Linked DNA regions of Homo sapiens: region 1 is linked to region 2. A link is a contact called in ENCODE Hi-C or POLR2A ChIA-PET data. All regions are on one chromosome and are shown on one strand. The core of a region is the stretch at or near the end of the contact, and the rest is flanking DNA. Distances in the headings are between cores, read along the strand shown. Region 1 has its middle 48 kb from the start of LINC01871. Region 2 has its middle 19 kb from the start of LINC01871.

Evidence for each region. Hi-C counts contacts between places; a loop is a spot of excess contacts on that map. ChIA-PET counts read pairs that join two places held with the same protein, here RNA polymerase II (POLR2A). Pooled maps may share reads with other maps.
Region 1: a map of mammary epithelial cell shows a loop between it and region 2 (4-fold over the local background). The contact joins two enhancer-like sites. A Hi-C loop is called at or near these places in 1 of 168 maps with a recorded cell type or tissue (mammary epithelial cell) and 7 of 50 pooled maps. POLR2A ChIA-PET finds 5 or more read pairs at or near these places in 1 of 52 experiments (naive thymus-derived CD4-positive, alpha-beta T cell).

What each region holds. Positions count from the first base shown.
Region 1 is chr2:7,771,984-7,776,136 of GRCh38, forward strand. No RefSeq gene overlaps it. Among named protein-coding and RNA genes, the nearest start is that of LINC01871, 48 kb to the left of the region's middle. RefSeq lists an enhancer at 1,719-1,768. Within about 2 kb of position 1,613, at least 4 of the 41 ENCODE cell types and tissues checked have a DNase peak (open chromatin) inside an H3K27ac peak, as active enhancers do; they include mammary epithelial cell, where a contact is called at or near this core.
Region 2 is chr2:7,704,486-7,708,718 of GRCh38, forward strand. No RefSeq gene overlaps it. Among named protein-coding and RNA genes, the nearest start is that of LINC01871, 19 kb to the right of the region's middle. Within about 2 kb of position 2,491, at least 2 of the 41 ENCODE cell types and tissues checked have a DNase peak (open chromatin) inside an H3K27ac peak, as active enhancers do; they include mammary epithelial cell, where a contact is called at or near this core.

The sequences.
Region 1 (4,153 bases), core at 363-2,862, 67 kb after region 2:
AGAGGCTGCCAGGCAGGTGGTCAGCATCCATGCAGTGGGTGCTCTCACCAATGCCACACCTGGAGAGGAGGAGGGCAAAGCAGATGTCGTCCGGGTGATTTTCAGCCCTGGGCCCTTCCCCGTTCACACCTCAGGCTTCTCAGCATGTATTGCTTTGCCATGCTTTCCTCAGCTTACAGTAATAACTCCTTTTGCCTGCCACCCACACTGACATGAGCCCCCACTTAGAGATGGCTTCGTGAATATTTCAAATTTTATCAGGTGCTTTAATTAAATCATTGACATTTATGTCAGAGAGTACAAGACTGAAGTTCACTGAGGGTGGTCGTCTTGCCCAGGGTCATCGAACTGGAACTGGCACAGCCAGGATTTGCACCTAAACCTGTTGGACTCCAAGGCCCATGTTCTCTCTACTTAGAGGATAACAGCCAAGACTTCTGATTTCCTACCAGTTTCAGAAAATATGGAGCTCCCACAGCATAGGAATTCTCTCCATAACAGAATGTTATGGCTAAAAGCATGACCCATCTAAAATTCAACTTCGAGTATTTATTTAACAAATAACTACAGTACTTCATTAACTACTATAGCAGATATTTAATAAACAACGTTGTAATATGTGCCATTCAAAGCACTTTACATATATTGAAGCTTTTTGTCTTCCTAAAAACGACATAAAGTAGGAACTATCATTTTTCCATTTTACTGATGACAATACTGAGGCTCAGAGACATCCAATAGATTACCTAGAATTACATGGCTGGTAGGTGGAAGAACTGGTATTCAAATCCAGGCAGCCTGGCTCTACACTCTTGGCTTTTAATCGCTAAGCCATACTCCCCTCTCTAGTTTTGTAGAAATCTTAATAGAATGGAGTATGCATGTCTTTGCCTTCTCAAATTGAGAATAGTGAACCTAGTTGAGCCTTCTGCTTATAATTCAAGGTGACCCACATGAATTTGGAACATTACATCCACTACAGCATGCCTAATACTACCCTCAGACATTTTAGATTGCAAGAGTAAATTTCCCCCAAGACTGGCCCCAGATTGCTGTTCTTATGAAGTTCTTTCCAATTTTTAAAGCTCTTCTATTTATTTCTTCTGCTATCTTCCCTCAGCGACTATGGCTATCTATATATATTATTCATGACCTTGCTTTAAAAGGAATTATCTGGTTCTGTGTCTCTGCAAGATTATCTTGCCTTCTAACACAGCAAAACACATCAGCTTTATGACAGCAATACTTTCTCAAAATTTTTTTCTAGACCCAGTGGCATGTCCCAGCTTGATGTGGCTCCATAAGTGTGTGATATTGTTTAAGATTCTGCTCAAATGGACTCCCTGATTCTGAACCTTGGGAAGGAAGGGTATCAGCAGCATCGGAAGGGAGGCTCTCTGGAGTTTTTCTATGGAGGAAGTCGCCACACACACAAATGCCGCATTGTCAACTCTCTAGAACACAGTCATCTCACAACTGTGGAATGTCCCTCCTTGCCAAACCCTCAGGACGACAGCAGTTGAAACTTTCATATACGGAGGAGTGGAGGCTCCTACGGAAGAAAAGAGGAAGAGCCAGTGCTTGATGCAGGCTTTTGACACTTCAAGTTGGGCAATGTTTTTGGTTTCAGCAAAGTTGCTAAAAACCACAATTCCCAAGGTTGGCCTGAACTTTGATTCAGAGCTTGAATTGCTAAGAAAGGTGGGGCTGGCCACAGGTTTCACTTGGCAGCAGCTCGCTTCTTCCCTGTGGGCGGCTACCCCTGCTGTCCTTTTCCATGCGGAGTTCCTGGCCATGGGTCCATGGTCAGTAGGTGCTTCTCTCTTACACCCTGGGTCACAGCACAGCAGTGGCTCTCAAGGCGGGCCCCCCTGGCCAGCCACAGCAGCATCACCTAGAATCTGTTAGAAATGCAAATTCCCTACTGAATCAGAAACTCTGGTGCTGGGGCCCAGCAAGCTGTGTTTTAACAAGTGCCAAAGGTGATCTGAAGCACCTGCAAGTCTGAGAACCATGACAATAGAAGAAAAGGAAATGCAGACAAATGAGAAGAAAAAAGTGAATTTAGAAATAAAGGGAAGATTCAAGCCCAGTGAGTGACCCCTGTCATCAGAGGGGTGTGGCAGGTGGCCCTACAAGAGCTTCACAGCGCAAGTCAACTTCCCATGAGCCCAGACAGGTCTACAGATGTGGCTCTCCAGACTCTATGTTGAGAGGAATGTTGAGGCCATACCTCAGAAGGAAATCACACAGAGACAAATAAGCAAGGCTGTGTGGGCCAGGAGGAGCAGGGGACAACCTGCCAATTTGCCCCTAAGGGCGAGAAATTGAAACTGGGGTTAGAGAGTTAGACAAGCACCTTGGATAGAGCCCTATAGTGTTTTTTGTTTTTGTTTGTTTGTTTGTTTGTTTTTTTACTGAGCAGGTCTTACTATGGTAACACCTGGTCATAAAATTCTAAAATCATTTGTTTAGAAAAGGATATGGCAATTCACTGAGCCCAGTTCCCCAGCCATGGTCTCCAGCACACTTCCACTAAGAAGCCCCTAGCAATGGAAGGTCAGCTGTCTCTAAAAGCTGTGCATTCTATCTTTGGAGAAATGTGGACCTGAAACGTTTCTGCAGACATCCTGGCCCTCCCTGAAAGTTTTACCCTATGAGGGACTCAACAGAGGTGATTTGACATTAGGACACTCTGATGCACACATGCACACAGTAGTTCTCAGAAATGTGACTTTCTTTCTTTCTTTCTTTATGACAGTCCTTCCTCTAGGGTGCTGGGCATGCCTTCGTTTCTCTATTCTGTGAGTACTTGTGCTCATGGGGCCTGCGCTGGGTGCTGAAGAGACATTGCTCAGGTGAGCAAAACAATCAGGGGCCTGCCTTCTGGAAATTGAATCTAATAGGAGCATCAGATATTAAACAGCTAGAAAAATACATATTAAATTTTCAGTGTGACAAGTATATAAAATAAAAAATTCCACAAGAAATCTTATCAAGTTCCTTTCCATGAAAAGAACGAACTTGAATTGTTATTGTCTGTCTTGCGTTGAGTCTTTGGACTCATTGTTAATTGATCCAATGTCATTTTAGCCAGCTCTTAACCTCCACACTTTTTCTTCCTTCATAGGAAAATTCCACTGCCACAAAAAGTACAAGGAAATATGCTATGCAATCCTACCTTTATGAAATTTACAATCTAGTATAGGAGATGAACTTAAAATAATTGTAAGGAAGCTGTGAACCATTTCTGCAATACATGTTTAAGCGTGGAAGGGAGAGTTGCGAAGAAGGCATTAACAGCAACTCACGGAAAGCTTCAGTGGGAAGGTGGGATGTGAGCTGAGTCTTTTAGGATGAGCAAAATGTGAAAGGTAAGCAAAACAGAGCAGCCTCTGCTGTGTGTGGCGGGGTGGGGGGGTTGTGGGGGGAAGGAGGGGAGGGAGGGGAGAGAGAGAGAGAGAGAGGTTTCTATCTTAATAATAGAGATGTTATAGTGAAAATGGCACACAAAATGCACCAACAAGATCTGTTTTTTTTTTTTAGGCCCTTCAACTATTTTTTTAGGCCCTTCTTGCTTGTATTTTATGATTTACAAATTTTCATACTTTTGTAATCAGGAAAAATAAATATGATATCAAACTTAAAGTTAAAAAATGCATCCAAAGGCACTGACGTACGCCAGGCAGGCAACTTCATTCTCCCATGTGTCCAACACAGAACTCACAAGACTCTTGGCTGGATGTCCTCTTTTCAGGAAAGAAGGTTCATTTTTAGAGATAATTACACACTGTGTAAGCATAGAAGTCTCCCTTTTATTCTGAATGGTTTCCTGAAAACGCTGTAACTACTGCATTTAGTTGTGGCAAACTTGGGTGTTCAAGAGGCATGGAACAGCCAGAAAGGGTTCATAAAGCCTGGGCCAGATTCAGCACAAAGATTTTTCTAGGCTCAAAAAAGGGTCTGTAACTGGACCAGACTGATCTGAGCACCTCCTCATACTTTCTGGCTGTTTCTGATCTATCCTCGACATGTTACACCGTATTCTTGTTTAATCTTTATAGCACAGAGGGGATAAAGAACACAGAGGCTTAGGAAGATGAGGGTGGTCGGTGGGTATCACATCGCTACCTTGATCCAGGCCTGTCTCCGC
Region 2 (4,233 bases), core at 1,241-3,740:
GGAGAAGACGTCTGATCTTCACTTCTTACGTCTCAAAAATAGACTGCTAACCACTCGAATATGTCTGCAGAAGAAAGAGGAGAAAGAAGATGAAAAGAAAATTACAAGTACAAGTAAAGAAAATGCCTGTACTTCACTGTGCCTCCTGAATCAGGGAGGGAGGACTTTCCACATTTTTGCATACTAGAACTTGTGCAACAAACACAGGGTCATTTATATAACAAGACAGCATGCTGAGTACATTTTCTGAAAGTACAAATTTGTTTTGTGTGATGGTGACTACCCTATAAGCTTTCCATTTATTTCAACTCCATATATTCCTCTCATGTTTGTCTCCCAATTTGCTCTGGAATAGAATGGCCACATAAATTACATTTAAAAATTGTTTGGTTTGAGATAAATGTTAAAATAATAAAATTACCAGATTTATATGAATTTTAAGAAATCATATTTCTCTATCCATTACCAGTGGTTAACATTATTCTAACATTTCTATTTTTTAAGTATGATTTTATAATTCTAATAGAAAATGGATATCCTATAATCTCATCAATTTCTATGTCATCTCTTTGAAGGCTCACAAATTCCCAAATCAAACAAAAGGCTTTAAAAGAAACATTTGATGTTTTTGAGTAATGTGCAGGAAATTAATGAATATAAACTTATTTTTGTATTTTATGCTGCTTATTTAAATATTTAGAATATGGTTTTAATTACCATGAAACTTTACTAAACATCCACCTGTCAGTAAAGAAACTGATTATTTTTTGTAGATTTGCATTCTCCTGAAAAAGAAACAGGTGTGAAAACCTGCAGGTATTTATCCACCAACAAAAAATAAAGGATATCTGTGAAATGTGGAGGAAGAAGTAAACACGAATATAATCTTAAAATTGCAAAATCTCAGTATGTGATTCCAAACTCCAAGAACAAAAAGATTCCATGGAAGAAGGGAAATGCCTTCTTATCCTTGTGGAACCGTTCTCAAATACCAGGAATCTCATTCAGTTGTATCTATCTATCTATCTATCTATCTATCTATCTATCTATCTATCAATCTAGTTATAGTTTTTGATCCCTACAACAATCTTCCATGATGATTTATGGTAATATATTCTAATTTTATTGATGTAAGAATTATGGTTAAATTAAGAACCCAGGTGGAAGTTTCCTTTGAGCCTAAAAGTTCATCAGCCTGGGAAAAACAGCAAGACTTCCACTCTAAAAAAAAAAAATTTAAAGATTAATTTTTTAATTAATTTCTTAATTACAGGTTGCATGTGCCTGTAGTATCTGCTACTTGGGGGCTGAGGCAAGAAGATGGCTTGACCCCAGGAGGTCAAAGCTACAGTGAGCCCCGATGGCACCACAGCACTTCAGCCTGGGGGATGGAGTGAAGAACTAAGGTTAAGCAATTTTCCCAAGATCTTAATGATCATAAATGGAATTTCCTTATTTGCTATTAAATGTCTGTGAATCTGCTGCCATCTTCTCTATTACTCCCCATATTGGTCAATTTATATCTTTCTTCCTTTTTTCTTAGTCATTCTTGCTAGAGGTTTATCAATTCCATTGGCCTTTTCAAACCACAGGTTTTGGGTATTATTGATTTTTCTCTACTGGGTTTCTGTTGTTCTTTTTAATTTCATTGATTTCTGCTCCTTTTCATTTCCTCCCTTCGGCCTGCTTTGTGTTTATATTGCTCTTTCATTTCTGGTTTCTTTGATTGACTTGAGCCCTTGCTTTTTTCTTTCCTTTTTTTTTTTTTTTGAGACGGAGTCTCGCTCTGTCTCCCTGGCTGGACTGCAGTGGCGCGATCTCAGCTCACTGCAAGCTCCACCTCCCGGGTTCACGCCATTCTCCTGCCTCAGCCTCCCGAGTAGCTGGGACTACAGGCACCCGCCATCAGGCCCGGCTAATTTTTTGTATTTTTAGTAGAGACGAGGTTTCATCGTGTTAGCCAGGATGGTCTCGATCTCCTGACCTGGTGATCTGCCCACCTCGGCCTCCCAAAGGGCTGGGATTACAGCCGTGAGCCACCGCGCCCGGCCTGAGCCCTTGCTTTTTTCTAATGGAAGCATTAATGCTACAATTTCTCTCTAAATTGCATTCAGTGGGAGAGAGAAGAAGGTGTGAGCCTGCTCCATCTTGTACAGAACCAGAGCCCTAGAGGTTAGGTTAAGTGAAGCATTAAGCAGCATGGAATAATCCTGAGCTTTGGAATCAAATTGGCTTGGGTTCCATTCACTATCTACCTGACCAACTGTGTGTCTTCGGAAAAGCTCTTAGAAGCCTCATTTTCTTGATTACAGTTGTTATAAAATGAGACAAAAATTCTTATTTCTGGTGTTTCCATGAGAATGCATATAAGAGAATGTAGAAAGGCTATACATAATTGCTTGATAGATTTTTTTTTATTGTTCTTTCCCTTATAGTCTTGATTGTTTCCATAGTTCAGGTCACAGAGGTTTGACTGTCCATACACATCACCATGACTCACAACAAATCTCGGCTTCTTCACCCCTCGCATCTTGACCTCTGCTACTTGCCTACTTATTTAATATTCAAATGTGCTCAGCAATTATTAATCACCTATTCCATGCCAGGTATTGTGCTAAGTTTTTCCTCATATATTAGTTTTGAATGTCAAATATATTATTGTGGAGGAAGTTATCATCCAACTTTTCCTTACAAATAAAAAAAAAAGACAAGTCCTTGCCAAGTTTACACAATTTGTATGGTATGAAGCTAAGATTCAAACCCATGGCAGCTTGGCTGTAATTCTGTGCTTTTCTTAATACACTACAGCTGCTCCTCATTTTCACCCTTTACCTGTCTGGCTTTCTCAGTATCAGTCTATTGACATGCTCTAATAGCTTAAAGGTCTCAGACCCAGGATTGCTGACTCTAGCCTGGACATCTGTCTCCCTTTACCATTTCAGCTGTGGCCCTGGGGCTCCCACCGCCTACTATCCGGACATCAAAGTGTGAAACACCAGAAGCATGGCAGGCCCAGTGAATTCAAGGTAGTGTTTAATTAAACATGCACCCACTACTTAGGAAAGTATATACTTTTTGAATTCCTAAAAGCAAACCTTTTCAATGTATTAAAATTAGAGATTTGTATTCATAGCTGAATGGAGAATTGCTTCTTACTATCACCATTTCCATTTCCAGTCAAGGACAAATCTGCTTTTCCTAAAACATAATGTCAGTTCCTATCATTCCTATGTGCACTGTGGGTCTATCACAGATACATATCCTTCATCATAATGCTTTTCTAAGTAATGAGTCTATAAGCCCCTCTACTCTCCTTCTCCTCAAAGTTTCCCTGAGCCAGGACAGACTTAAGAATGAATCATGCTCTACTCATCCCACTGGCATTTTAGTTCCACTCTGCCCACCCCTGCAGGCTCTTTACCTTCATTAAAGTCAGGATGTCTTAACTAACAAGAAATAAGTAGAGCCAGGGCAAAAGATGAGTAGAGCCAGAGCTATTTCCACGTGAATCAGAAACAAGTGTAGATAGGGAAGATCTAGAGATGGGGGCGGGGTTGGGTAGGAGCAGTACTAGAGGCAGAAGGAAGAGATGGGAAGGGAGATAGATTGAGGGAGGCATCACAGACAGAAGAGAAGACCCTCAGCTGAACTCTGGGGTCCCTATTCTTCAGTCAGCAGCTTGGCTTAGAGCAAGACACTCATCTTCTCTGGTGGCCCCTTTCCTCCTTTTTAATTAAGGGTTTGGGATTAGATGACCAGAGGGTTACATATGGTCCTTACATCCCAGGCTGTTCTGAAAATAGCACAGCTTTACACATTTGCAAGTATAGTAAGAAGTCCCTCTTTCTTTCCACACTGACTATTGTACAAAAATTAAATTGAAATTTGGTTGCTGAGAACCTAAGCCACATTTTCTTTCAGTAACATCAACATTCTACATGATGCTTAACATGTCGACTAAACCCTGGTGAACCCATGATGGACTTGAACTGTACTAGAATGACATACAGCTCCCAGGAGAAGAAAGGGAGAGAGGGTGAGAACCAGTTTCCTGAAATATTGCTGAGCATGGAGTATCTTCCTATCTACCCTACTAGCCCTTTCTTCATGGCCCCATAGCCCACTAATAGTGATTTCAGTAAGCCCCATTTCTCAAGAAGTCGTGGGCTACAACATCAGCATCCAATTAATTCCCTCATCAAAATTTCTGGGTGGGTGTGGTGGCTCATGCCT